2 separate regions of the Mus musculus genome follow, and region 1 is linked to region 2. Evidence: chromatin contacts called from ENCODE POLR2A ChIA-PET data. All regions are on one chromosome and are shown on one strand. The core of a region is the stretch at or near the end of the contact, and the rest is flanking DNA. Distances in the headings are between cores, read along the strand shown. Region 1 holds the start of Naga (N-acetyl galactosaminidase, alpha). Region 2 holds the start of Poldip3 (polymerase (DNA-directed), delta interacting protein 3).

What was found. ChIA-PET counts read pairs that join two places held with the same protein, here RNA polymerase II (POLR2A).
Region 1: POLR2A ChIA-PET joins it to region 2 with 22 read pairs in embryonic stem cell. The contact joins the promoter of Naga here to the promoter of Poldip3 in region 2. POLR2A ChIA-PET finds 5 or more read pairs at or near these places in 3 of 5 experiments (Patski and embryonic stem cell).

The regions. Positions count from the first base shown.
Region 1 is chr15:82,336,601-82,340,458 of GRCm38, reverse strand. Naga (N-acetyl galactosaminidase, alpha) reads left to right here and starts at 1,633. Exons shown (of 10, transcript NM_008669.4): 1 at 1,633-1,707; 2 at 2,145-2,221; 3 at 2,937-3,072; 4 at 3,518-3,689. The coding sequence starts at 2,206. It also overlaps a transcript of Pheta2 not described here.
Region 2 is chr15:83,147,580-83,151,512 of GRCm38, reverse strand. It overlaps Poldip3 (polymerase (DNA-directed), delta interacting protein 3), which reads left to right and starts at 2,135. Exons shown (of 9, transcript NM_178627.4): 1 at 2,135-2,318. The coding sequence starts at 2,260. Rnu12 (RNA U12, small nuclear) reads right to left here and starts at 1,868; the gene lies at 1,719-1,868.

The DNA of each region.
Region 1 (3,858 bases), core at 384-2,883, 810 kb after region 2:
CCCCACTTAGAGCTCCTTGACATTTAGGTCTCAGCTGTCCGCTCTGAGGTCTCCTCCCTGACCTCACAATGTAAACAAGCATACCCTACATTTTGCTGGATGTTTTAAGGGGGGAGTGTGGTGGTTGGTGGCTGCAATGTTCACTAACTTTTCTTCAACTAGTAGTATCCACTAGAGTAAATGTGTTACAAGGTGAAGGTCGCGGGAGGGTGGGTAAGGGGAGAATACAGCATGAGTTTCCTGAGGAGGGAGGGGAGAGCTTGCCGTTTTTAAATAGAAGAATGGGCAGAGTAGACCTCACTTGGACATATAATTAAGGGAAATGAGGGTGTCGGCTATGCCCATATCTAGAAGTGCATTCTAAGCAGAAGGCACAGCTGGTTCAAAGGCTGTGTTTGAGGGGCCACAAGGAGGGCAATGAGGAAGATGACGGCAGGGAATAGGGTCAAAAGGTAGAGGGTGGGGTTTAGAAACACCATTTCCCCAAACTAAGAGAGTAGCCATCACACAGACTTCAGAGAGACAAGACCAGGGCTGGGTTGGGTTCGTTTTTTTAGGTTAAGTGTGTGCCCGATTATCTGCCTGTATGTGCACCATGTGAATGCCTGGTGGCCTCAGAGTTCAGAAGAGGGCATCAGATCCCCTGGCATGTGAGTCTGGAGACGGACCCTCGTGCTCTGCCAGAGCACTAAGTGCTCTTAACCACTGAGCCATCTTACCAGCCCACAGAGCTGAGTTTTCAGGTTTGCCTTGGCTGCCTTGGAGAAGTAAGGTGGACAAAGGAGGCCCTTGAGGGCTGTCTCCGAATCATCCAGGCAATATGTAATGAGGCCAGCGTTACTGGGTGGGATGAGAGGTGGAATTTAAAGGCAGGAATCAATTTTTGGACAATTGCATGTAAAGGCTGAGAGAAAAGATTGGCAGAGAAGTCGGTTTGCCATTACCTGATAGGAGGAAAATGGCACAGATTCGGAGAGGGGACAGCTATGATCATCATCGGTGTAAAGGCATCCAGAAATAGTGGTTGGCACCTAGCCTGTGTTTAACATATGAATAAGTAATGAATAAATACATTTGGGGAGTGGGTGGGCGAACAACCCCTTGGGTGTCAGGTGGAGGGGGCAGCCTCCTGACCTTTCGAGAGCTGAAACCCCACCCAGCCTCTTTCACTACCGTTTTCGAGTGGTTAAGAGCAAGGTTTCAGGTGGATTTCTGAGTTCGAGGCCAACCTCGTCTAGAGAATGAGTTCCAGGACACAGAGAAACCCTGTCTCGAAGAAACAAAACAAAATAAAACAAACAAACAAACAAACAAACAAACAAAAAAAGAGCAAGGTATCGCCCTCTGTAGGAATTCACTGCACAGCTACTTACTGAGCACGGGCAGTGCGGGCCACCACCCCCGCCCTCTGGGGCGGAGGACGGAGGACTCCAACCAGACCCGAGGCACAGCGGCGCGCGCACAGGGCGCCCAAGCCGACTTCCCACGGGAGCGCGCCTCGGGAACGCGCAGAACGCGAGCTTAGATGGGCGGAGCTTTTGGAGGCTGGGAGCTGGGGCATAGAGGGAGGGCACGGCGTTGCTAGGGGATTCTGATTGGTTGCTCAAGAAGGGTTGTCCCGTGACATTCCGCCTCCCGGGTCGCTATAGGTACAAGCGGCCGCCACGGGGGCTTTCACGGCTTACCGCGGACTGAGCGAGCGCGAGGGTAAGAATCAAGGGGGACCCTGGGCCTGCGATGTTTAAGAACCGAGAATCTGAACCCACACGGGGACCTGGAACCGGACATGGCCTATAGCCTTCCTTCTTCCTGGTATTCCTAGAACCAGTCACAACCGCTCTTGGGCAAAGTGTCCTAGACTATTTGTAGTTCTAAAAGAAGAGCTTAGATTCCGGGAAGTAAAGGGTAGGGAAGGAGTGTGTGAGGGTAGTGAAAGCGACTTGGGACCAAATGTGGAATCCGTAACTTTTATTTTCGGAGATAGGGTCTCTCTACCTAGTAGCCCTGGCTGGCCTGAAACTGGCTATGTGGACCAGGCTGGCCCAGAACTCAGAGATCCTCCTGCTTCTACCTCCTGAGTGCTGAGATTAAAGGTGGGTCCCACTATGCCCGGTGGGATACATAACATCTGTTATCTTCCACAGTTCAGCATATAAAGCTGCTAAGAGCAGATTCGAGTGGGTCCTGAGATTTGACTCCAAGGCAATGTTGCAGAAGACAGGTACCCTCACCTACTCAGGTGGCTTTGCAGGGGAGGACTGTGGCGAGGAAGCCCCAGCCCTCCTCTTTCTTGATGGGGGTATGTGGGGAGAAGTGTGCCTCTCCTTGGAGCTGGGCCAGGAAAATCAAGGAGATGCCCCACACCTCAGAATCGTTTCCCCTCCAAAGAGGCCACTTCCTTTTTCAGCCCTGCTCCAGTGTATAGGTCCTATCTTACCCGATCCTGGCGGGCTGTAGCAGCCCTGTCATGTGGGTGTGGTAATTTATATATAAGGAAGCTGAAAGCCAAGAGGAAGGGGCTTGTGTAGGTGAGCAGCTGGGTACAAGTCCACCCTGACCAACCCCTTTAGGCCCTTCTGAGGCTTTCTGAGGTGGAGAGCAAAAACTCCAAGGCCTCAGAAACCCAGAGTCCACAATGAACTGTCATTTCTGTGTAGGGAGGGAGGGAAGAGGGCATCTGGTCTCATGTATATCAAGGACATGACTTCAGGGGTCCGTTCCATTGATTCCCAGTCTGTAGCAACAGCTTTTTGAATACATTACTTTGCCCCATGTACCCCCCCCCCCAGACTGCACTCACAGGCTGAGGCAACTCTAACCCTACTGGCCTGTACCTGGGGAGGGCTGAAGGGCTGGAGGGGTTGAGGTGATGACTGGGGTTGGGGGGTGGGGTGCTGTAGGAACCATTTACAAGTCACCATCCACCTCCCCCTCAGTGCTCTTACTGGCCCTGGTGGCTCAGGTACTGATGCTGGAGAATGGGCTACTGCGGACTCCACCCATGGGCTGGCTGGCCTGGGAACGCTTCCGCTGTAACATCGACTGTGTGGAGGACCCGAAGAACTGCATCAGGTGAGTAAGATCTGCTTACCCAGGGCAACAAAATGGGGTCAGTGGGTCAGTGGGTGAAAGACACTCATCAGCAAAAATTTTAAAAAAATTTTTTTAAATAGAAAAATGCAGAGTCAGAATGAATGTATCTGACACCTAGCCCCATGACCTGCTTGGGGCCTCAGTAGGTGTACTTGGCCTCTGAGGTAACTGAAAGAAGATAAAATGCCAGACAGGCCCCACAGGCTTCCCTAGGCCTAGTCCTGCCCTTTGGCCTGGATGCCAGACCACCTCTTTCTCGCCCTACCCTAACCCTGGAAGGTCATTTACACTTGTTATCCTGGCCCCACCTCAGCTGACAGTAGAGGCTTGGTTTTTTATAGCCAGAATTCAGAGCAGAGAGAAAGAGCGGGAATGAGGGACATCCTGGGGAACTGAGCAGCACAGCCCCACTGTCCCTTGCTAGTGAACGGCTCTTTATGGAGATGGCGGACAGACTGGCCCAGGATGGATGGCGGGACCTGGGCTATGTATACCTCAACATCGATGACTGCTGGATTGGTGGGCGTGACGCCTCAGGCCGCCTAATTCCTGATCCCAAGCGCTTCCCTCACGGGATTGCCTTCCTAGCTGACTATGTAAGTCCAGCTCCAGCCCTGCCCCTTACTTAGTGTGAGGGCCTGGGACTCATTATCACAGTCTCCATGGAGAATGCGGCATAGTGGCAGAAACTGAAAAAGGAACACACACATATTATTGGCCTAATGAGGCGAGAGCCAGAAAGGGGCCTTAGCAAAAAGAACAGTC
Region 2 (3,933 bases), core at 886-3,385:
CTCTTTGCCTTAGTCTCCTGGGATTCATAGCCACTATGCCTCAAGATCTCCATGCCAAGATCCAAGTCAGAAACTTGTATCTCCCAGCCTCAAGATCTGGATCACAGGTGAGCCCTCCAATTCTGGATTGTAGTTCATTCCAGATAGAGTCAAGTTGACAACCAGGACCAGCCATTACAGATAATTTCCTTATAGTCCCATGTACTGAAGGAAAACATTTTAACAACTTCACTGTTAGAGGAGTTAGGACCTTATAGGCAAGACCCCTCTGGCCTGTTCCTATATTCTGCATAGCTCAACTTGGCCCCAGCAGTGAGGTTAAACCTTTACCCACCCTGGGATTCTCTTCCTCGTGTGCACGTAGAGGTACGAGTGTGTTGTATGCTGGTGTTCTCTACTTAAAGAGATCAAGTCTAGACCCACTCGCAGTTCTACCACCAGGACCAGGATGCTTCTCCAGTATCGGATGCTGAACCTTAGGGTTTTCCTGGATCCTGCCAAGCCTTCCATTGAACCCTGATGCTCTGTTTTGTTTTGTTTTTTAATGGCTGACCCGGTAGTGGACCTGTAGTTCAGGCCCTGGCAGCAGGGATGGGGTTCCAGTTGTAGAGTCTATGTCCTGAGAATGGGGGCAGTCCAGGTTGATCAAAGTCCCCACTTTGCCAAAGCCTCAGTCATAGGGCATTTCAAACTAGTAGCCTGGGATTCCTGAGCCAAGCTCGTGAATATTCTTGTGGGAAACTGATTCTTGTCTCTTAGGAAGGCCTTCCTTTCATAACATGTACATTTTTTTTAAATGTTCCATATGGCAGATAGTTTTTTTTTTTTTTTTAGATTTATTTTATTAATATATGTAAGTACACTGTAGCTGTCTTCAGACACTCCAGAAGAGGGAGTCAGATCTTGTTGCGGATGGTTGTGAGCCACCATGTGGTTGCTGGGATTTGAACTCTGGACCTGCGGAAGAGCAGTCGGGTGCTCTTACCCACTGAGCCATCTCACCAGCCCCAACATGTACATTTTCAAGGGAACATGAGAAACTGACCCAAGAGCATCATGTTTTTATTTTTGAAAAAATTATCTATTTTTATGTTTATGAGTGTTTTGCCTGTATACACATATATGTATGTATGTATGTATGTATGTATGTATGTATGTATATGTATGCAATAGCCTGGGAGGTCAAGAAGGCATTGAATCTCCTGGCACTGGAGTTACATGTGAACTTCCATGTGAGTGCTGAGAACCAAACCCAGGTAGATCCTTTGCAATATCAGCAAGTGCTCTTAGCCGCTCAGCGGACCAGCTTCTAGAAATTCTGTCTCAACAATGAGAAACTATCCCATAGGTCAAACACTAACATGTCAGTTAAGAGACCACCTTCATTTGCCTCATTTACACAGTCAGGAGGCAAACGGAAAGGTGACTAGTCTAGGCATCAGAAACTGAGCACGACCTTACAACGTAGACGACCTTACAACATGGGCAGTTATGTCCAGGCATGATCAATTGAAATTGAGGTACATAGCAGTAGGAGAACAACAGTCCCATCTTGTCTGAAAAACAGTAAGAGAGAGGCTGGAGAGGTGGGGCGCGCTCACGCTCACACACCAGGTAGGGCAAAGGCAGGCATCAACATACGACTTGCAACCACTAGCACCTGAGAGCAACCATTCAGAGGAGCTGCTAAGCTTTCTATTCTTGTAGAATTAGGGGGTCGGGCAGATCGCGTCACCCAGGCATCCCGCAAAGTAGGCGGGTCGCCTCAGATTGCAACCTATACCCGCTCAAAAATTCTTCTCACATAAGCAGTGAGGACTCGGGCGTCACCCCGAATCGTTATTTTCCTTACTCATAAGTTTAAGGCATGAGGAACGTGTCTACGTTCCTCAGGGGTAAGAAATTATATTCTCATTACAAGTATGGTGAGTGTCCGATCGGCTGTATGACTAAAAGACTTGTCCTCTTGATAATGCTTTTTAATGGTTTATGATCGATATAATTCTAATTCCTCATTAGCAAAAGGAGGAGGGGGGAGAGAGAGCCCATAAGGCTCCGGACTCCTCCATGCAAATTAGAAGCGAGCACCGCAAAGGCTCACGGGGAGAGAGGCTCCACCCCTTCCGTCTCGAGCTTTTCGTTTGAGCTGTCGCGAGAGTTGGCCGTCCGGGTTGCCGGAAGCCGCTCTTGACTCCGGCCGCGGGGCGGGCTCGCCGCAGTCGGCTTCTCCTCCGTTCTCCGCTAGCTGCGCGCCGCAAGATGGCCGATCTCTCGCTGGACGAGCTCATCCGGAAGCGCGGGACGGCGGCCAAGGGACGGTGAGCGGCCCTTTCCCTTTTCCTCGAGGCTCGTAGGGGCCTCGCTGCTTCTTGGGGTTCGGGGGCGGAGGAGGGAGCGGCTCCGGGGGGCGACGCCGCTTGCGCCCGCCCCCTGCGTCCGCCGCGCTCCTTATTGGCCCGGCCGCGCGGGCCCAGCTGCTGGTCGGTCCACTGGCTGCTGGGCCCGGGAGGCCCGGGAGGCCCGATCGCAGGCGAGCCGAGGGCTGGGCGGGCCAGGGCCTTGCTCCCCGGAGGATCGGGTCCGGGGGGACCACGGTGGCGCCGTCTCCGCTCGGCCTTTAGGTCCTGGGAGTTAAGAGGGCGGAAGTTGAGCGGAGGAGCCGCCAGCCCAGAGCTGTTTATGGCCAGTTCTGCTGGTTCTCCTATGCCACGGTGCTTAGCCCGACCCGTTTTAAGCAAAGAGCTCTTTCATAGGCGAGACGCCTTGTTCCTTTCACTGTGATATCTGTAATGGTTGTCTGATCGTTTTGTTTTCTCTTGAGGCCGGCTTTCACATAGCCGGAGCGAGCCTCGAACTCGCTGCGTCTCCGAGGCTGGCCTTAAAACGCCAAGAGTCTCCCTCCTCCTCCCGTTTCTCAAGGGCTGAGATGACAGGCCAGTTTGTTTCCGTTTTGAGAGCCGGCGTCCTCCATGTTATCCAGGAACTCCTGATCTCAAATCCATCCTCCTGCCTCAGTCTCTTGAGTAGCTGGTGCTCCAGGCGCTCCGCTGTTGCTTAACTATTTTATTCCGCATTTCACAAACGGGAAAGCTGGAGCCAGAGAGAAAGACTTTCCCAAGGCCACCGAGTGCCCCAACTGAGTTGGCCTCAGGCAAAGACAGACAAAACAGTTCCAAGAGGGTGGCATTGGCATTCATGGATGTATGCCCTGATGTCTTAAGTGAGACAGTCAGACTCAACATACTCTTAAACATCGATAGCCATTTCTAGCTTTTATAAATGTGCAGGTGAAAAAGTGGTTAAGTCGGCCCGTGGTCAGCAGGCATATAGATACACTGCTGTAGGTGTCAGGAACTGTTTTCCTGGGGCTGGAGAGATGGCTCAGCAGTTAAGACACCAACTGCTCTTCCAGAGGTCCTGAGTTCAATTCCCAGCAGCATGGTGGCTCACAACCATCTGTAATGAGATCTGATGTACTCTCTTCTGCTATGTTTGAAGACAGTAACAGTGTACTCACATACATAAAATAAATAAACCTTTTTATTTTTTTAAGGAACTGTTTTCCCAGACACTGATCTGCTCAGCTATGCCAATCCTTCCCTACGCCTGTGTCTAGTAAACACTGTTGCCTCCTACACTGAAAGGAGACAAGCTCCCTCCAATCTCAGTGCCACCCAGCTCACCAGCTCTTATTGTCACATGTCTTCTGGGTCGTAAGAGAGATTGACACCCACAATGATTAAGCCATTTAAAAGTTTTGAGCGGGGCAGTGGTGGTGCACGCCTTTAATCCCAGCACTTGGGAGGCAGAGACAGGCGGATTTCTGAGTTCGAGGCCAGCCTGGTCTACAGAGTGAGTTCTAGGATAGCCAGGACTACACAGAGAAACCCTGTCTCAAAAAAACAAACAAACAAAACCAAAAAAAGTTTTGAG